Linked DNA regions of Mus musculus: all the other regions are linked to region 1. Evidence: chromatin loops called from intact Hi-C (ENCODE). Cell type or tissue: left cerebral cortex. All regions are shown on one strand. Each heading gives the region's core, and the rest is flanking DNA. Links, peaks and the distances in the headings are about the cores only. Region 1 overlaps Ldb3 (LIM domain binding 3). Region 2 overlaps Shld2 (shieldin complex subunit 2). Region 3 overlaps Bmpr1a (bone morphogenetic protein receptor, type 1A). Region 4 holds the start of Sncg (synuclein, gamma).

Region 1 (5,259 bases), core at 399-4,398:
CCAGTCCACAGCAGAGCGACTGGCAGGATAAGCCCCTCCGTGGAGGACCTCTGCTCCGAGTCTCCGAGTCTCTGAGTGTGCCCAATGTGACTGCTTTTCGCCTCTGGAACGTTCTGGACTCTGCTTGTACTTGCTGCCTCTCTTCTGTCATGTGGCCCGGCTTTTGACCCCTTCCCAATCCCAACCCCCCCAAACCCTCTTGTGTCTGCTTCTCCATCGTGCTGTGTGTGATGGGAGTGTGCACCATGCCTGGTGGCCCTGCTGACCCCAGGAAGGAGTCTTGGCTGAAGTGGAGCCTCAGAGGGGAGCTGGGAGAGATGATTCAGGTGGACATGAAAGATGGCTCTTCTGCCAGGGTCTTGGGGGTGCCAAGAATCTTCCTGGCCACACCCAGGCAACCCACATGGGTAACTTACTTGGGCCAAGACCTCAACTTTGGGAGATCTCTCTCCACACCCACTTGCACCCTGGCCTCGACTTCCCATGTAACTGTCACCTACTGTCCTCTCTCCCCTCTTCCCCTTCCCCCTTTTCCTGCCTACCCTCCTCAGTGCTGACTACCAGGAACGCTTCAACCCCAGCGTCCTGAAGGACTCAGCCCTGTCCACCCACAAGCCCATTGAAGTGAAGGGCTTGGGAGGCAAGGCCACTATCATCCACGCTCAGTACAACACCCCGATCAGCATGTACTCACAGGATGCTATCATGGACGCCATCGCGGGGCAGGCCCAGGCCCAGGGCAGTGACTTCAGTGGGTAAGCGCCTTCCCACTCCACATGCCGGAACCCGGAGGCTGCCAGGCACTCACGGAACCAGCTTTCTTCATTCACCTTGAGTCACCCGCCTGGGTTCAGGCCACTGGAGGGGGTGGTCCAGCCTTTACCAGGGACTTCCGGAATGTGTTGCCCTCTCTCTTCAGAGTCTAGCTGAACTCTCCTCAGAGTTCAGTTGTAGGAGAACTGGCAAAAAATGCAGAATGTCGTATTTCCTTAAAGGGATTGTAAGTCTGCGTTCCCAAGCTTCAGTGAGAGGGGCTGGTTAGAGGCTTCCGTGGTGCTTTTAAGGAGCACGGGGAGCGCCGTGGACCCCTCATTGCTATAAAGCCATACTTGGGGGGAATTGCTTTATTCTTCCAGTGAGGAGCACCGATCCAGGCACTTGATAGCCTTTTTTTTTTTTAATTATTATTGGAAGAGGCCTGAGGCCAATAACCACCCAAGGTGCTATTGGCAGTCAACCTCATGATGGGATGATGGGCACTTCTCTTCTCCACTTTTACCCAGGAGGCCTTGCTTCGGGGCAGTAGGATTTAAAATGCCCTTGGTTCCTGGGATTGGTCTACTAGCTTGGTGGAGGACCGTTGAGGGTGGCCTGAGGACACTCGGTAGAAACTCAGATGAGAAGGGTACAGCATTAACAGGGCCACTCTCTGCTCCCATCTTCTCCTCAGCCCCACTTCTGTCTCCATCTTTGCCTCTTTCTTTCTTTGTGTGTGTGTGTCTCTCTCACCTCCATTCTCTATCTCTGTCTCTTTTCTATCGTTGTGTCTTGTTTTTATCTGTCTCTGTCATCTGTTTTCGTTCATAAACACACAAACGCGCGCGCGCACACACACACACACACACACACACACACACACACAGAGCACAGAGGTGGGAGAGGGCAGGCTGTTCTGCTTGGGAATATCAAAGTGTAGAGCTTACCTCTCTAGGCAACATGTTATCCCCGGATGATCAGAAATTCCCAACAATTCAGGAGAGAAAGACTAAGGGTACACTAAACTTTTTTTCTGAAACTATAAAATCAAATACTATAGGAGGGACATAAGAAGATTCCAGGAAGTTCCTACAGGATAAGGTCAAAAGCCCTTGTGGTCGTGGTGTATATGCAGAGGCCAGAGGCTAGGCATATCCTGAGAGAGACCTGTTCTTCAGGAGAGCCTGACCGGGTCTCGGAAAGGCACTACTTTTCATCGACCACCAGGGGGCGGAAGTTGTCTATTTTGCAGCCACTAACCTGGAACCTGTTCATTACTGCAGCCCTTTGCAGACATCTGGGCTGTGCTTACTTACTTAAATCACTCATTCAAAGAAAAAAAGAAAAGAAAAAAGAAAAAAATGACCGTGCAATTGTTAAGAACAACCATTAGTTCATATATACCCCAAAAAAACATGTCTGCCTGACTCAGCCCAAAAGCCAACAGGGATTTCCGGCTAACATTTGTCGCATGGTCTTTGGTGTGCCCTTAAAAATAGTCGTCGTCTCCAAAGGAAAGTCAAATGGAAAATAATGGACGGATTGCTCATCACACTGTATTTTCTATACACTGGGAAAACTTCTATTATTGAATTCTACTATCAGGGCAAGGCGCCTGTGATTTGGAGAGTATGGTGCTCTGTTGATTAATCTAGCTGTCTCCCACCCGTCCCCTTCCCTTCCGTGCCTCTCATTGCTAGCGTGCCTGGAAAGGATCAACCTTTCCCCTTCCTTTTAACTCAAGCACGCTGAGCTGATGCCGCTATGGCGCAGTGAGGAAGCCTCCTGGCCATAACGTGTTCCGTTTCTGCTGTTATTTCCACGGTTCCTTCCTCACTGACAGTTTTTTTTTTCTCTCTCTCTTCCTCCTTCACCCATCCCACCCCCCTAACTCATTTCTGGTCCTAACCCCGCTCTCTTGTGTGCGCTGCCCCTCTGCTACCCCATGATGGACGCGCACTCACGGCTGGGTTTCCTTCCGCTTGGCAGGGCGTCTCCGCTGGCGTAAGTAGACCTGCAGCATCCGTCCGTCCGTCCGTCTTGTCATCTGTCTCATTGCAGGATGGTGTGCGGGTTTGGTGGGATGTGTCTGAGGACAAGTGGTCAGTTTGTGCGCTCTGTCCACCTTTTTTCCTCACACCCACCTCTCAGCCACATGACATCCTCTCCAGCCCACGCAGACAGATGCTTGTTTTCTGGAGTCCACCCATGCCAATGTGGCTATGGGTCATGGCACTCACGGTGCGCCCACCCCAGGCTGAGGCTTCATTCCTGCCTTTTCCTTGCCATGCTTTGGTGAGGTTTTCCCAGTCTTTCCTAGCTTCGCTGGAACGTGGCACACAAGGGGTTACAAGGCACACTGGGCTATTCATTTAGTGCTAGAGAGTAAGAGGAGCCTCTAGGAAGTCAGTCTCTAGAACCCTCAAAAACCAAACCAAACCAAACCAAACCAAAACAGATCTGGTTGTGCCCAAAGACCTTAGGAATCCTTACAGTCTTTCCTAAGGTCTTCCAGCTTTCTGCAGGAAGAACAAGAACCCAGTCTTTCCTTTGTTTCTCTCTCAGCTATGAGCTTCTCCCTGGATGGACCCCAGAGGTATCTGCAGGACCCATAATCGATCTCACTCACAATCTTAAAATACCTAGCTCTCAAGGCTAAAGACTTCAGGAAAGTGGGGGCAGGAGCAGGGGCAGGGGCAGGGGCAGGGGCAGGACCTCCACCCCTTCTCCTTCGCTGCCCTCATAGCTCAACCTGAGCCAGGCCTAAGGAACCAAACCTGGGAGACTAGACCATTTCTTTCCAGCTCCCTGACTTGTGTACTAGGATGATCCTGTCCTGGCTAGACAGTCCCCACAGAGGACAGGGCAGACGGAGCCAGGCAGGACGGTACAAGATAGGGCATGCCTCAGCTGGGCTGGGTCTTCATGTGGTCAGAGCATCTGAGCTAGGTAGTCCCTGGTAGGCAGGTGTGGCTTTGAGCTTCCTGACTATAGAACACTTGACAGAAAGGACACTGGGCAAACCAGGTATGGAAGTATACAGTCTCAGTACTCGGGGGACTGGGGCAAAGAAGGCTACATATCAAGACTCTGAATAACAACAACAATAATGAAGCAAAACTAATAATAACAAAAGGAAAAGGAACACTGGGCTGGGAACTGGGTCACCTAAGTTGTCATTCAATGGTGTTCCTGTTTATTGTAGCCTGGAGCTACTCAGTTGGGCTCTCTGGACCTCAGTTTCAACATTTCTAAGAGGAAAGGCTGGCAGGCAGGTTTATTGCCATAGGCTTGTTCTGAGCGCTCCCTGACATCTGAGAGGGGTTTTCTGGGCAACACAGATTCACAGTCTGACCTATGAAACTTGAGTCAGGTAGAAATTCCAGCACCTGAGGAGCTCTGGGATCCCTGCTGGCTTTGATCTGGAGTTGAAAAAAAAAATTATTCAGCTAAGTCTTTTGAGCACCTACTATGCAAGTCAGACCCTGGGAGCTTAAGGGGATATTAGCAGATTCCCCACATAAGACTATGCTGCTTTGGGGCACAGACCATGCCTGTAACTTCATTCTCCAACTATAACCCCTGCAGATCATGCCCAGGGCCCAACACAATTTCCTGCTTTGTTTCTCATAACTCTTTCTAGCCAGGCTGATCTCCCGCAGCTGAGCCAGAAACCCCAGGCATCTTCCAGCAGCAAGCCATTGGCAGCTCCCTGTCTGGATCTGTGGGTGTGGGGAGGCCTCTGGATGGTTCCTGAGCGAGCCTCCAGGTCCCTCAGGCAGGCTGTTCTCACCCTGCCCCTCGCAGAGCTGGCTCGGGGAAGTCAAAATCACTTCAAGAAGACCTACCTCCTCCTTTCCTATAGGGACTCCAGCCTGTGGGGTGGGAATTCAGGTTCCAGGATTAGCACTGGAGTAGGGCCAACAGGAAGGCTAGAAGCCCATGGGCAAGAAGCTGCTTTCCCACTGGGCCTCCCCTGACCTCTGAGCCCCTGAGCACCGAACCCCCAGGCTTCTCAGCTCTTCTGATAGCAGTGATGAAAACAGGGGGTACAGATGCGGGGGGAGGGATGCAGTGGGGGAACAGAGTGGGGGTGGCAGGGTCTGAGTTCCGGACTGGTCTCTGCTCACACCCCTTCCCAACCTACAGGAGCCTCCCTGTGAAAGACTTGGCGGTGGACAGCGCCTCTCCTGTGTACCAGGCTGTGATCAAAACCCAAAGCAAGCCGGAAGATGAGGCTGATGAGTGGGCCCGCCGGTCCTCCAACCTGCAGTCTCGCTCCTTCCGCATCCTGGCCCAGATGACCGGGACAGAATACAGTGAGTGAAAGCATTTAAGTGTGACTAGGGGAGGGTGATGGATGAAGATAGGCCCTAGCTCCTGCACAGTCTTAAAGCCTATAGAAGCTCAGAAGTAAAGCCTACGGAAGCCGAGGAGCCAAGCCGCCTGCCCTTAGCTAACACCGATAGAGAGCCTTCCGGCCCCTAGGTGGATCTTCCATTC
Region 2 (5,259 bases), core at 573-4,572, 300 kb after region 1:
ATAAGATCAAAGCAGTAAAAAGTTTTAATTTTATCATTGCTACTGTGTAAAAATATGATAGGAACAAAAAATGTGAAGGAAATACAACTTGTTGGGTATGTCAGCAAGTTGTGTGAGTGTGGTTTTCTAGATTTAAGACCATAGAAGGCTCTCACAACACTGTGAGGTAGGAAATATTCTCAATTAACAAAGAATTCTCACTTGACAGATAAAAAGCTTAACATTATTATGAATATAAGAAATATATAGAAGTATAATAATAAAATGAACCAACCCCATGTAGCTGTCACCTGGCTTTAGCACTTGCTAGTTTCAGAGTAGGAGTGGTTTGAACTTATATACCTCCTGTCTTATTCCAAAACGGATGCTTTCAGTTATGGTCCCCTTACTTTTTTTTTTAATATTTATTTATTTCATTTATATGAGTACACTGTAGCTGTCTTCAGACACATCAAAAGAGGGCATCACACTCCATTACGGATGGTTGTGAGCCACCATGTGGTTGCTGGGATTTGAACTCAGGACCTCGGGGAGAGCAGTCCAGCCCCCCTCTTACATTGTTGTCCATTGATGTCATTGAGTAATCCTATAATTGCTTGAAATTTAGGGGAGTAGACACGAAAACATTCATAATGGCGATGATACTTATAATTGTGAGGTTTTCTGGTTATTCCTGGGGTAGAGAAAGTAGTTTCTTTTAACCGCACGGATTTTGTAAGAAACATTTTTCTTTTTAGTTGTAGTGTGGGCAAAGACAAAACCTGCTGATACGGTTCATCCTGTTTCATAAATCTTTGACCCATTCATCAGACTCTGCCCACTCTAAAGATAAAGGCTGTGGTGTGTTAGTCTTTCTGACTGGTGGCCTTCTGCAGATTGAGAAACTGAGTAATGATTAACTGTGGTAATGGATATGCACTTGCTGGTTTCACCTGGTATCTTAGTGAGCTTTAACCCTCTGAGGACAACCAGAACAGAGCCTAGAGTCGTTAAAACTCATCATTTATCCATGACTATTTATATGTAAGTTCTCTATGATAGGTATCTTATTACCACCTACCAGTCTTCACCACTGTCTACCCCCACTCACATACTCATCATTTCCACAACTTATACTCAGTAGCAGCACCCTTTGGTACAATTCTAAAAATTGTATTATTTGGTGTGTGTGTGTGTTTGTTTATGTGTGTGTATGTGTTCGTGTGCGCGCACATGTGTGTGTGTATGTATGTGTGTGTAGAGATAAAATGTATTCTTTGGCATATGGAGGTCAAAGGACAGCTTTCAAAAGTAGGTTCTTTCCTTCCATTGTGAGGTCCAGAGATTGAATTCAGGCCTTCATCAGGCTTGCTCAGTATGTACCTGTATGTATCTAATTGCCCTGTTATAATTTATCAGTTTTACACAGTCAAGGCCATTTTCTAACTAATTCCTAAAGAGTGGAAGTCCCACACTTAAGCTGCTTGTTGAGATAAATAAATGAAGGCATAGTGAAATGGCTGTCATAGGTAAGTAACCATGTCTTTTACATTAGTTGGATTCATTTCTGGATCTGGGGGCTGCCTCTGAAGTGTCAAGAGTGATTGTGTCACTCAGTTGAGTACCAACATCTACCCGAGTAGAAAGGAGGGGGATCTTTGAACTTTTATCTTCGATTCTTCTGTGATACTATCAAGTGTAGTAATGCTACAAATATGAATAGGTCTTAAGTTGAAGAAGGGTTACAAACTTGTAAGGCACAATTGAATATATAACGGTATGTGGGAATGAAATGAATAGGCTTGGATTCAGTTCTCTATAGTTGTGTGAAGTAACAAGACAGCCCAAGAAACAGCAGAATGGAAAAATAAAATCAGATCAGTGGAGGAGCTCATTGGGAAAGAGCAGTGTCCTGAAACTAAGGAACAGAGTGTCTCAGTGAGAGTACTATGAGTACCCATTTGGCAATTTGGACTTTGTTATTGTCTTAATAGAGATAGAAGTGAGTGTCAGATTTCAAGATACTGAGAAAATGCTAAGTGAGGACACAGAGCAGGGGAGTGTTTTACATTCTTTCTGTATATCTTGGAGATATGCGCGTGCATCTTACAGCCAGCATGGCCCTTAGGTAAGCCAACTAGGACTTTCTGGGTCCTGTATTGGGGAGTGGGGATGAATCTGGGCTCTACTTCCCTAAACATTATTCAGCAGTGTTCATCATATTTCTAAGAGCGTAGGAAAGATGCAGGTGCCAGGCAGGTCCTTGCTCATTGTGCTGCTTACACTTACACACCTCCTTTCTGCTGACACCTGCTTTGAATTCTGCAGCATTTCTCATCTCTCTTTGATGATCATCACTTTATCTTTCCCACTATACTGTAAACGCCTTCATTTCCCTTATTATTGTTGATTTTTCCATTGCTAGCATAATGCCTGACAAGTCATTTTGATTATTAAATAAATTAATACATATCTATTTTTTAAAACCCAAAATAATTTTATTTTGGTGATCTCACAGAATTAAAAATGTAGACTGTTTGAGGAAAGGGTTGATAAACAGTTACAAATGGCAATAAGGTGAGGACTGAAAATTGACGTTTGATGGATGTGTCTGTTGGAAGGTTCTCCATATTGAAGGCATTGTGGCAAAATTGTTGAAATAGGAGACAAATTTAAGTGGGCTGAAGGAAGGGGACAAAGAAGCAATGTAGAACTTTGTTTTTTCCTTTAACAGATTCTAGGCTAACGGGAAGAAACCATTAGAGAAGGATACCGCAAGGTCCAGGAGAGGAGAGTGGGTTACTTTTATGCCTTGATTTGCTATGTAAGTGTTCTCTTGCTCTCTTGATAGCATTTTGAAGGTTTTTGCAGTGCTATTTGGAGCCTCCTTGTGGTGAATCTAATAATGACATATAAATTTAAAAAAACTTAATTATTTTCATGAGGGTTAAATGAAGGTAGGCTTTGTGGTTGTGATAAGAATGCTTAGTTCTCTGGTTTCCAATGATTTATAATATGATACCTAAAATTGCTATAACTTTGTTTCTATAGTACTTTATTGCTATACATTTTAGCTATTTGAAAGTTGTAGTATATTTATTTTAAGCCCTAATACTTTTCTTAAACACATTTTAAAAAATTCATTTATATTTTTATTTGTATGTGTGTGAGTGTACGTGTATGTGTATGCACCAGAAGGTATGGGATTCCTAGGAGGATCCTATGGAGTTAGCACATGGTGAACCCGCTGATACCGGTGCAGGGAACCAAGCTTGGTTCCCCTAGAAGAGCACTATGCACTGTTAACCACTGAGCCGTCTCTCCAGGCCCTTAGCTGATAAATTTTAGTAGCTGCTATCACTGTACTCACCTTTCATAGTAAATATCAGCAATAGAATAATTGCTCTATATTCTGTTTGAAGACTGTGAAAAAAATGCCTGAATGACTGAGTAAAAAAGAACTGGCTTTATGAAAATAATACATATTAATCAGATATCATAAAAATTGAACATAGAAGTATTTAAAGCAATCCTATATAATCTAGGCCTTTTATGATCCCTTTGAGACAGAGTCTAGCTTTGTATTCCCAAGCTGGCCTCAAACTTATGAGCCTTGCTGCTTTTGATCTAAAATATTGGATTATAAATGTACGCTAGTATACCTAGGCAATCCTGATCCTTGATGCTTTGCTTTTCTGTATTTTAAATTTTAAATGCTTTTGAAGATTTTAACAAATATGCCTGTAATCATATCCAGCTCTTAAAAATGAAACTTCACCAATATAGTCGTTGCCTTATGAGTATCCTTACCACAGTCCCATTACTGCTTGCCAAGGTCAGCTTCAACCTTTGTTGTTTTACTTTGTGTGTTTATGTGTATGTGTATGAATGCACACATGTGCCTGAGTGTGTGTGTGTGTGTGTGTGTGTGTGTGTAAGTCAGAAGCCACTCTTCACATGCTGTTCTTAGGTAGCCATCCACCTTATTTTTTTTTTTTTTTTGGTTTTTCGAGACAGGGTTTCTCCGTGTAGCCCTGGCTGTCCTGGCACTCACTTTGTAGACCAGGATGGCCTCGAACTCAGAAATCCGCCTGCCTCTGCCTCCCAAGTGCTGGGATTAAAGGTGTGAGCCACCACGCCCGGCTTCCACCTTATTTTTTAAAAAGACATTTCTTGCATGCATGTGTGGATGGGGAGGGGGTGTCTTCGTGGCACCTGTGTGGAGGCCAGAGGACGACTTTGCAGTCATTTCTTTTCTTTCACCTCCACATGCTGTGTTAGTAACTTGTCTGTTGCTGTAGATAAAACACCTTGACCAAGGCAGCTTATAAAAGGAAGAGTTTATTTGGTCTTATGGTCTGGGAGAGGTGTGGCCTCAGGAATTGGAGGATCACATCTTAAACTACAAGTGCTAAGCAGCTCCTGAATGGCTATAAACTCTCAAAGCACTTCTTCCAGCAAGGTTTCATTGCCCCAAATAGCACCATGGACTGGGGACAGGAGCTCAAAACTGTAGCCTTTGGGGGACATTTCTCATTTACACTACCACACATTGGTTCAAGGATCAAGCTCAAGATGCCAGCTGCTGAGGCATCTCTCTAGCCCATGGGTGCCAGGGACTCAGCTCAGGCCCTCATACTCTGCCTCCTAGGTGCTGGGATTAAAGGTTTATGGATTCTTATTGTTAAATTTTCCACTAAGATTTATGTGTTTAGAAGATGCATCTATATTAACATGGATTTCTTCTTTGTATGTTTTTGTTGCAAATCCATTTTCTTCATGGACTGTTTTTGTATTTCTAGTGTATGCTTGGAAAGTCTGCTGTTGTCACTCCTGAAATTCTCTGCTTTAGTAGTGTTATGACAGTTACTCTTCAAAGTAGATGTGTTACATGAATGCTGGGACTCCAGGGGATGTACCAGAAATGGTGGAGGCTAGGCTAGCCTAGACAGTGACTTCCGGAACAACTTGGGCTGCAGGCTAAGACTCTGTCTTAAGATCAGTCAGTCCATCAGTCCATAAGACACCCAGACTCAGGATTTTCTCCTCCTCCTCCTCCTTTTTTTTTTTTTTAAGGTTTATTTTATTTATTATATGTAAGTACACTGTAGCTGTTTTTAGACAAGGGAATCAGGTCTTGTTACAGATGGTTGTGAGCCACCATGTGGTTGCTGGGATTTGAACTCAGGACCTCTGGAAGAGTAGTCAGTGCTCTTAACCACTGAGCCATCTCTCCAGCCCGACTCATGATTTTCTTATTCCTCCCTGCCTCATTCATTT
Region 3 (5,259 bases), core at 849-4,848, 110 kb after region 1:
TGCTGTGAAAAAAAATGTTATAATAATTAGTGTTGTAATAAGCAATGGTTTGCATGTTATTCATCATTTGATCCATTGCAATTATCTGGTAAAGTGTTTAAATAAAGGTACATCAATGGCCTATTTTTACTTTTATGTAAGTTAATGTAACACAGTGATTATCTCACTTCTGTTTGGAGTGGACTCAAGTCCCTCCAACCCCCTAAATGATTTTAGAGTAAACTTTGTGCCATTTCTCTAGTATCATATGTGTGTGTGTGTGTGTGTGTGTGTGTGTGTGTGTGTGTGTGTATGTGTGTTGTTTATTTATTTAATCAACTTAGGGGAAATTTTTCTAAGATATAAAGATTTTGGATTAAAAAAATAAAAACACCAGTCCTTCAAATCTATTTTCCCTTCCTTCATTTCTTAGTGACATTCTAAGAGTAGGTTTGAAAACTGCTGGGGCCTGGTTATATTGTGGATAATGATAGCATTGAGAGGAACCAAGAAGGCTCCTAAGTGCAGACAGTGTTACTAATAGCTGTCAGGGTCTGCTCATTTCTTGGACAATGAAAGATTTCTCTGTGGCAGCCCATCTGCTGAGTGGACTCTTTAAAGACGGTTGCTGTCTTCTATGTTGGACTGGTCTTGAGTTGCCCCAGGTGATGTGAATTTAGTTACTATTGCCAAGACTGTCAGACCTCAGCATACTGTCATTGAATGGTCTGAAGACAAAAGGATTGACCTTGTGATAGGATATAGTTATATTCATATTGCTTTTGAAAATTTCTTTCTGTATGAAACATAGTATTTTTCCTCTTTGAAGTTTTAATTAAAAAAAGTCAATGAAATTGTTTTAAATTTTTACGCTAGGCAGGAGGAGGATGATGAGCTCCTGGAGTCCATAGTGTAAGTGAGCATGTATATTTTTAAATAAATTAAAAATTGTTATTGTTTGCCATCTTGCATTTTTGTAAATGTCCCTTGAAGCAGTAGGGTCTTTAAGGACAGTGTTAGTGTGTATGGACCCCCTCCATATTAAACAAATAAAAATTTTTAGGCAGTCTACAAGAAAGGGAAAAGTGAGATTGCAAGAAAATTGTTTCATGTTCTTTTAGTTGATTTGTTTTAAATTGGTATTGTTCATTAAAACCTAAGTTTAACATAAACATTTGTACCTAATTGCCTCGAAGATTGCACTGTGTCATTTCCCTAAGTACTGTATCTTCTTTTGGCCAGTAATTGTTCATTGACTTTACTTTGAAAATAAATAATTTTACCTATGAAAAATTTTTAGTGCTCTTTTACACATTTTATTCTGACATTAAAAGCTTTTTCTTAAATAAGTCTTTTTTTTTTTAAAGCAGATTTATGAAAATATGCATCGCTTTGATACTGTCTTGGAATTCATGAGATGGAAGCATAGGTCAAAGCTGTTCGGAGAAATTGGAACTACAGTTTTATCTAGCCACATCTCTGAGGTAAGGAAAAGATTAAAGAAAATGAAGTTGTCATGTCCGCTCTCGACCAACAAGAATGACACGACCACCAGTTCTTCTAACAGCAGTTTATTCAGCAAGCTTCAGTCTTCATCTCTCTCACTTCATCTTTTTCTCCCCCGAACCCCGGGCCTCTCACTCTTAAATACTCTCAGCCCCCATCCACTCACGGCAGGCCATGTCACCTCACCAGGCACGCAGCTTCAGCCAATCAGGGCGGCAGGGGCATGTCTTCACCAAATATGGACTTGTTTACACCGCCAGCATCATGGTGCACCTGCGCAGCTCTCACGATGGTCGTGGCTTATTTTCAGGTGTATGAGGAAGTCAGGTGCAAGTCTTGAGACTTAGCTGCAGTCCCGGTGCCATCTTGGGGCTGCTGCCACACCCGCTCCTCACATGAAGTCATAAAAAATGCTTTCTTTATCACTGAAGGCAGACTGTGTGTACTTGTGTATTTTGTGCACTGTGTGTATTGTGTGTACTGCTTCCACAAAATCTTCACTTGTGGTCCTTTAGTGTCCTTGTAACACCAGAGCTTTGTGTTAACTATTCAGCTTCTCGAATCACCTTCCTTACAAATTAATAATTTTAATATATTTTCGTGTTACAAATAGGTGGTAGCCTATTAAGAACTGCCTTGAGATCCAGTTTTGTCTGTGTTAGTCAGCTTCCCTTAGTGTCATGAGACATCTGTGGTAATTAACTTATAAAGAGGAAAGATTTATTTTGGCTTAGAGTTCTGAGTGGCCTTGTTGCTTTGGACCTCTAGCAATGCAGCACATCATGGCAGGAGTCCGAGGCACAGCAGATCACTAACCTCCCAAGCACCCAGTTCCAGAGGAAGGCTGGCTCCATTGTCCTTTGCAGAAGCATACCCTCACTGACCTGATGGCTTCCTACAAGACTGCACTGTCTCACAGTTGTGCTACCCTGCAACCCAGGCCTTACTCCTGTACCGGCAGGGGATATTCAGCTAAACCACAGTAGTTAACAGTGTTTTGATAGTCTTCAGTGACATATTCTTTAGTGATAACTTTGTCCTTCATTTGGATGACTTGTGCACTACCTTATAGTTGTAACTGTTAATAAGGTAATTTCTAATCTAGGTGATTCAGAAACTATTTCTTTCATTTTAAAGGGATTACACAAGAGACACAAAACTGTAAGCAACATACGTGAAAGTCTTTCACGACCAACTCCATTGTTCTTCTCCCTAAGTTCCCTTTCACCTGTCTAGTGTCCCGTCTTTTGTAGTCAATTTATTGGTCTGTTTATGTATCTTGAGTTAATTTTAATATCTACCTGTATGTGTTCCTACAGAAGATAGAACATGGTGTTGGATTCCCTGGAAATGGAATTACAAGTGATTGTGAGCCACCTAGTGAGTGTATTGGGAACTGAACTCAGGTCCTCTGGAAGAATAGCAAGCTTGCTATTCTCTCATAACCACTGAGCCATCCCTTCAGTCTGACTTCTTGATTTTCAAATTTATTCTTATAAAAGTATGCATAATGAGAATACCTACTTACAAAGCATGAGGATAAAGTGAAGGATGTAGAAAAATTCTTTTATTAAACTGATTTATTTATTTGTATGGGACTGATACCTGCCATGGTACATATGTGGTCAGAGGATATCTTGTACCAGGCAGTTTTCTCCCTCCACCATGTTTGTTCTAGGGATTGTACTCAGGTTATCAGGCTTGACAGCAAGTGCCTTTATCTACCAAGCAATATCACTGACCCAGGAGAGCTTCCTTTAGTGGGGGCTTTCCTATGGTACTAGGAGCAGTGCTAGGCATTGAATCCAGGCCTTTGTGCCTGCTAAGCAATTACCGTATCACTGAGCTACATTCCCAGCAGTTGGAACTCTTAAATGTTGACACTAATGTTGATTTTATTATTATTGAATATTACTAATTACAATTACTGCTAGGACTTCGTTTTTTTATTTTTATTTTTTAGATTAGAGTAGACTTTATTAAGGGCATGGGGAGGGAAGTTAGGAGGGTAGTAGAGGCAGAGAAATGCGGAGAGAGAGGGAGAGTAGAGGAGTAGAGGCTGGCTGTGAGTTTGGAGAGATGGGGGAAAGGAATGGGGAATGGGCGAGGGGACAGAGCAGGAACAAGAAGGGAAGAGCAAGAGAAGAACGAGAGGACTCTTCATTCTTAATATTATTTACTCGTGACATTATTTTTACATGGTACAACTTTGTGTGTGTATGTGTATGTTTCATGTCTTTTCAAAGTACTCCTTTGCTTTTATAGATGAATGCCATTTTTCTGATTATATATTTAATAAATTTTAATATGCTGACTTCCTTTGATAACCATTCTTGTTTTCTCATATTTTCATGTATATGTGCATATGTCTGTGTGTGTGTGTGTATACTTTTAACATCTTTAACATCTTTGTTAGTCATTCATTGCTTTGCCCATGTGTCTCACAAAAAGGGAGGAGGGGTTTATTTATAGTCATGGTGTCAGAGATTTCAGTTCATAGTCCTTGGCTATGATGAGGCAACACATGATGGTGTGGGAGTGTGTGGTGGAAGAGATTCTTTTGATGGATAGGAACAGAGAATGAAGAAGGGTCTGAGGCCTAAGTATGACCTTCACTCCACCTTTACACCTAGAACCTCCTCCCATAGTACAGCCCAGGTATGCTTGGATAGACCAGCTTGTGGTGAACACCTCATATTCAAACTATAACTTCTATCATCCCTAGGATCTTGAAATAAGTATACATATTTGTTCATTCATTTAGCCTGTTTAGAGCTTCTTATTTGTGGGCAGTTTTGTTTTGTTTTTGACAGGCTCTCGACTATGATGCCCTGGCTAGCCTGTTACTTGCAGTGACCTCTGTGTCCTGAGTATGTGCCACCAACACCTGGCTTTTTATTTGTTCTTAAAAGCTTACAGTTGAGTAGAGCAGTACACATTTGTGATCCCAGCAATTGGGAGGTAGGGAGGAGGTTCAAAAGTTAAGGCCAGCCTCAACTGTAGCCAATTTAAGGTGAACCTAGATTATATAAGACCCTCATTATTATTTTTTAAGGCTTCATCTGTCCATGGCTCTTGATGAATTTCCCGTCTCTAGCATCAGCTTCTCTAGTTGCACATCTAGAGGTTGCTAACTGTGTCCTCTCAGCATAGTAGTTCCCTCCATTCTTTGTTTCCATCTTCTGTCAGCCTGCTCAGTCTGTTTTTTAATGTGTTACAGTAACACTTCAGATTCTCTCCTTCACCCTCCCCCTTTATCTTCACAGTATTTCAGTAATGATCTTTGTAAGCCATGGCAAACTCGTTTGCTTAAAAGCTTGGAGTGATTTCTTACTGTCTGTTGAGTAAATATCAGGCTTCTTTAGCATGTGAGAAACTTTATGCATTAATTCCTACCTATTCTTATTCTTACCCCCTTGTATGTAAGAAAATCATAATTGCTACTATGGTGGTTTGTAGTTTGATGGTCTTACCCTGTTATGCTTTTGTTTCTGATTCATAGCTTGCAATTCTGTTTATTCTGTCTTTTTATTCAAGCATTATATCATTCCATTATCTGTCATCAGTGTTTTAAAGACATCTCATACTAGCTCCTAGATTTCATTTTACTTCATGTTTTGGGCTTTGAAGTCCAGCTCCTGTGCTTTGTTGTTAAACATTAGAATTTTGATGATCTACTAGCATTTTCTCTACCTTGTATCCACTTTTACACCTACTTGTCAATGTTGCCATTAAATCAAACAGTAATAGTAGCCGTATTTTTTATTTGCTACT
Region 4 (5,259 bases), core at 390-4,389, 200 kb after region 1:
ATAAGAGCCAGGGCACGAGACCACCAGGGCTTTCCAAGGATGAATGAGGTGTAATGATAGATTAGGATATGTCCAGCCTCCAACACGCTCTCCCTCCCCCAGGGCCAACAAGAGTCAGCAGGGCAGAATAGAGCCAGTAGGGGCCCGGGCCCTGCTCGCTGGTATCCCCGTGAGGCATGCCTTCTCTCTGGCCCGCCCTCCCTGCCCCCACCCTGGCCCGGGCTGGCTGGGCTCCAGCCAGCAGCCACAGCATCAATATTTCATCTGCGTCAATAAGAGGCAGTAGCAGCAGAGACAGCGGCTGCGGCAGCACTCCAGTCCATAGCTTGCAGCAGCCAGGTTCCATCCTTGCAAACACCATGGACGTCTTCAAGAAAGGCTTCTCCATTGCCAAGGAAGGTGTTGTGGGTGCTGTAGAAAAGACCAAGCAGGGAGTAACGGAGGCAGCTGAGAAGACCAAGGAGGGGGTTATGTATGTGGGTGAGTGTGGTAGGTGGGGCGGGGCGGGGCGGGGCAGGGTGGAGGGGTCCCTAATGGAGGGCAGATGCCTCCCTCTGCAGATTCCCCCAGCTTCTAGAAAGCGTTTTGAGATGAAATTCTGATTGTTGAGGCAGGGTCGCACACCCTGGAGAATATGGTAGTATCTAATTGTCTTTGATACTCTGGGGGAAGGGACTCTGAGTGGGACAGGACCGGAGTGCCACACCTACGTGTGGGCACTCAAAAGCATGCACACACATGCCTGGAGTCTCCTAACCTGGAGACCCTGAGGTAATGATCTGCTCAGGTGGACCCCGCTTTCTCCAATGGGAGTTGCTGCATCTGAGCCAGGCCACTCCTGGCTTAGAGGGGAAGGGTAGTCTGTGAAAATGGGTCCCATTTAGTGTTCAACCCACCCCCAGCATTCTGGGCTCTTTCTAAAGAGGGGACAGGGGTGGCTAATCCTGTGACTCAGCTTTCTCTGCCCTGTTCAGCTGCTGCTTCTGAGGCCGGGGCCACGCCCATGCAAGGGCCATAGCCCTACCAGTAACAGTACCTCAGGCCTGGTCTATTTTGTCCCCTCTTCCTGTCCTGTCTCCTTCCCGTCTGTCCTCTGTCCTTCAGACACAGCAGGAAATGGCCTTTTGAAGGGGCTACTGTCCCCAGACGCCATCCTCATCCCCTCCTGGCCCCCACATTGTGTCCAGCTGTTTGCCCTGACCGCTTGTACACCTCTTCCTCCAATAGGCACCAAAACCAAGGAGAACGTGGTACAAAGTGTCACCTCAGGTAAGATGACCCAGAACTGGGGACCCCACAAATCCTGCCCTATATCCAGGGTCCATACCTGAAGTCCTCTTTGTACCAACTGGAGCCCTAAGCCCTTGGTGACCCAAACCACTACATGCCCTGAAGATAGACCATCACATTGTTCTGCCCTAGAGTCAGACAAAGGGATCGAAGTAACTAGAAGTCAGGCATCAGGCATCTGGGCTCTGGGAAGGGGTTGCTCTCCTCAGCTTGGGTAGGCAGCAGTGGAGGGGGCCAGGGCTGAGTCCAACCAGAATCCTCTGCAGTGGCTGAGAAGACCAAGGAGCAGGCCAATGCCGTGAGTGAAGCTGTGGTCAGCAGCGTCAACACAGTGGCCAACAAGACCGTGGAGGAGGCTGAAAACATCGTGGTCACCACCGGGGTGGTGCGCAAGGTAAGCCTGGTTCATGTCCTTTTTCTAGGCTCCCCAGCAATAGGAGGCAATTCTGCCCTCGTGAACACACGGGTAAATAGCACTAGACACTGCTTAACTTTACAGACAGTACCCACTGTGTGCTGGGGCGACTTGGTATCTCTGTACCTGTTCATATCAGGAATCCCCATCACACTCCAAGAGTGGGGACTTGGGATTCATTTTATGCACAAGGAAAGCGACATGCAGACCATGGCCAGCCCCATCCCCTTGGCATGCAGGAAATACATATCACAAGGGCAGTGTATGGTGACAGGCTAAAGCTGAAAGCCACCACCAGAGCTACCTTTTATCTTTTATCCAACCCTCCCTCATCCCAGGGTCTAGCTTCCACCTCCCAAGGAAGCAGTAATGGCAACACTGCCCACTTGTGGTGGGCAAGTGGCAGGGCTCCGACTCCACCCTCTGCTGAGGTCTTTGTGTGAACATGTGGGTTGTATGTGCATTATTGGTAGGGTAGAGATGTGTGTGAACGCATATGCGTGGAATGCATGTGTGAATGGATGCGCATGTGTATGTACGCATGTGGCAGGCAGTGGATAAAACAGGGGCATCAGGCTCTCTGGGGATAGATGCCAGAAGTAGGAGCTGTCTCCGCACTTGCCAAAGAGTAAGCTCTGCTTTAAGTCTTTTACACTTACTAACCTATTTAATGGGGCCCCAAATTCCACCAAACCAGATATGGAAGGAAGGGCCTAGAGAGATTAGGTGATATGATGCACCACGGTCACATGGCTGGTCTCTGCCAGCACGTAGGTTCCGTGAGTGGCCAGTTTCTGAGCTACACCCTTGAAAGACTGAGTATGGACTGTGCATGAATGGGGATTCCAGAATGGAGGTTGGGAAGGAAGCTAATTCCAAAGACCTGTTATGGTCAGCCACACACACTACAGCAGGCAACCCCAATGGTGCAGCCCTAGGCTTCCCACACAGCCAATGCCACAGAAGACTACTGTAAGGAGCAGGAGAAAGGGGAGGGGTCACTCACCCCAAACACCTGCTTCCAGGGCCAGCACAGGGTCTCCTGTCACTGGAGTGTGTAGGTGCACCTCTGCAGGCTGTGTGACTTTGAGAAGATCCTCTCTGGATTATACCCATTTCCTCATCTGAAATGCTACACCTTAGGGCTTTGGGAGGAGGCAGAGAAGTGATACTAGGATGCAATTCTGCCAGGCACATGGTTAGTGCCTGTGATGGTCTGTTTATGCTTGGCCCAAGGAGCTGCACTATTAGGGGGTGTGGCCTTGTTGGAGTGGGTGTGGCCTTGTTGGAGTGGGTGTGGCCTTGTAGGCCTGGGCTTTAAGACCTTTGCCCTAGCTGCCTGGAAGCCTTCTCCTAGCGTGGCCTTCAAATGAAGACGTAGAACTCTCAGTTCCTCCTGCTCCATGCCTGCCTGGATGCTGCCATGCTCCCACCTTGATGCTAATGGATTGAACCTTTGAACCATTAAGCCAGCCCCAATTAAATGCTGTCCTTATAAGAAGTGCCTTGGTCATGGTGTCTGTTCACAGCAGTAAAACCCTAATTAAGACAGCACCTGTCATCATCATTACCACTGTTCCCAGCACAGCAGTCATCCCAGGAAGCTTACTCCCAAGCCACTGGCAAGAAGGATCCTGGGAGCAAGTTCAGGCTACCCTTGCTAACCTAGAAGATGCTACTGAGCCCTTGGGGCTTTGCCATTTTCTGTTGACCCATGAACTAGTTGTGACATCATACCCTAACCCCAAGTTAACACAGATACGTTCTGAGAACAGACTCTAGACTGACCATCAGTCTAGTTCCAAACCCACTGCCGTCATGACCGTGAAGGAAATGCTGTGGAGATGGAAGACAGGCCTGAGCCAAGAGTCCATCCGGAAGGCCGGAAGAGTGACCCACACTCCTGAGTACCTGAGAGGGACCTGAAGCCCTGATACTTTGAACTCTGAAGCCATGCAATAGTATCTAGGCCCTGACCCCTATCCTCAGGATCTCTGTGAACAGTGATGGCATTCGATGCTCATACAGCCTGAGGGAGGGGTTTGTGTGACTCAAGGGTCTCTCCTTACTGCACACACTCCAGGCTTCCTCGCTTAAGGAGCCTAAGTCTGTAGGGGCCAGGTGCCCATGACTTGGGATGTGCTTGCAGGAGATGATGCCTGGCTTGGAGGGTATCTGGCACCTCCAGACCCTCTAAGCACAGAAACATGATGGAAGGCCTCTGTTCATCTGTGAGACCTGACAGGGGAGACCCTGCTATGGCAACTGAGGGCCCGTGTCTCTTCCCATAGCCTTGTGTCTCCTTTGCTCCCCTGTAGGAGGACTTGGAACCCCCTGCACAGGACCAAGAAGCCAAAGAGCAAGAGGAGAATGAAGAGGTAAGAGGGGTTCCCAGGGTGCACCAGAAAGTTCTGCCATAGAGACCTGAGCCAGAGAGGCCCTGCTTTCATTTCTTGGTCCTGGGAGACCTTCCACAGCTTCCCACAGTGCCGTGGGTAGGGCAGTCAGGGACCCGAGTGCCTGACCGCTCCATGAGTGACCATTTCCAGGTGGTCAAGGAGAATTGTGGGCCTGGAAATGGGTGCAAGTCTCTTTCCCTCCCTCCTTCCTTCCCTTCCTCCCTCCCTCCTGCCCTCCCCCTCTTCTTCCTGCCCTCTCTTCTCTGCCAGGCCAAGAGTGGAGAAGACTAGAAGGCTGCCAGCCAACCACAGAGGCTCAAGGGACACCCCTCTGCCTTGGACCCTGTCTCAACCTGGCACACTGAATGCCCTGCCTAGAGTGCCCTGCAGGTTGCCCAAGTTCTCTGTCCCTAGCCCAGTGCCACAAGTCCACACACGCTACTGCCAGCGCCAGCACCCCCTGCTGGCTCCTTTTACCCTATGGTCCTCTGATCACCAATCAGATGCTGCTGTGATTTCTTTTTTTTTAATGATTCCAAATAAAACCTGAGCCCCACTCCCACCAGTGCTTCTTCTTTGTGCTATGCCGACCCTCATGAAGCCCTCTGGACATTCCCAGGGGAAAGACATCAAGGCTCAGCATCTGATGGGACCAGGTACACGTGAAGAGTTCTGGAACCTGTGCCTTCAGGAGCCCTGCTGTCTTTAGCAGCAGTGTATCATCCTTTCTCTTGGCTCCCCCTAAATAACAGGCTGCTGATACTGTCCATGGAAGTGCAGTGGCTAGACAGGGTCTCAGACTCAGTGTCCCTTTAGAGCGGATCCCACTGCCTGCCTGGTTCACTGTGTCTGAGGAACCTCAGGTGGGCAGAGGGTGAGAATGTCTGTGTAACTGCAGCTTGTGTGTTACGGGGACCAGGGCTTCAACCACAGGGTGAACAGGGACAGCAGAGCAACCCAAGGCACCTTCCATGGCCCCTGACATCCTCAGACAGGTGGGCTTTCCTTTCCCCTCTAGCCCAGGAGACTACAGGACATCATAAAGAAAATGGTGTTGACATATTTGGGACTGGGAGTATAGTTTGGTGGCAGAATGCTTGCCTACCAAGCATGAGGCCGTAGGTTCAAACCTCAGTGCTGAAGATGAATAAATAG

What was found. Peaks named below come from ENCODE experiments on the same cell type or tissue, not always from the same donor. Only the 100,000 strongest peaks of a DNase experiment are listed, where the experiment ranks them.
Region 2: a loop joins it to region 1, with 4 times the contacts of the local background. A loop is called at or near these places in 10 of 42 quality-filtered maps.
Region 3: it touches region 1 in a loop (5-fold over the local background); 17 of 42 quality-filtered maps call a loop at or near these places.
Region 4: a loop joins it to region 1, with 4 times the contacts of the local background. A loop is called at or near these places in 16 of 42 quality-filtered maps.

The regions. Positions count from the first base shown.
Region 1 is chr14:34,567,214-34,572,472 of GRCm38, reverse strand. It overlaps Ldb3 (LIM domain binding 3), which reads left to right. Exons shown (of 15, transcript NM_001039074.2): 5 at 552-755; 6 at 2,746-2,760; 7 at 4,906-5,075. Among named protein-coding and RNA genes, the nearest start is that of Ldb3, 19 kb to the left of the region's middle. In left cerebral cortex, for the core only: a CTCF peak has its summit at 1,976 (motif pointing right); DNase peaks (open chromatin) are centred at 731, 1,986 and 2,928; H3K4me3 peaks cover 1,047 bases; H3K27ac peaks cover 585 bases.
Region 2 is chr14:34,271,031-34,276,289 of GRCm38, reverse strand. All of the region lies in intron 2 of Shld2 (shieldin complex subunit 2), which reads left to right. Among named protein-coding and RNA genes, the nearest start is that of Shld2, 37 kb to the left of the region's middle. In left cerebral cortex, for the core only: a CTCF peak has its summit at 2,883 (motif pointing left); no DNase peak of the experiment used is centred there.
Region 3 is chr14:34,456,703-34,461,961 of GRCm38, reverse strand. Bmpr1a (bone morphogenetic protein receptor, type 1A) reads left to right here. Exons shown (of 13, transcript NM_009758.4): 2 at 1,350-1,463. Among named protein-coding and RNA genes, the nearest start is that of Bmpr1a, 43 kb to the left of the region's middle. In left cerebral cortex, for the core only: a CTCF peak has its summit at 2,872; DNase peaks (open chromatin) are centred at 2,872 and 3,981.
Region 4 is chr14:34,369,681-34,374,939 of GRCm38, reverse strand. Sncg (synuclein, gamma) reads left to right here and starts at 271. Exons shown (of 5, transcript NM_011430.3): 1 at 271-480; 2 at 1,228-1,269; 3 at 1,557-1,684; 4 at 4,024-4,083; 5 at 4,375-4,666. The coding sequence starts at 360. The coding sequence ends at 4,395. In left cerebral cortex, for the core only: a CTCF peak has its summit at 2,103 (motif pointing left); a DNase peak (open chromatin) is centred at 2,107.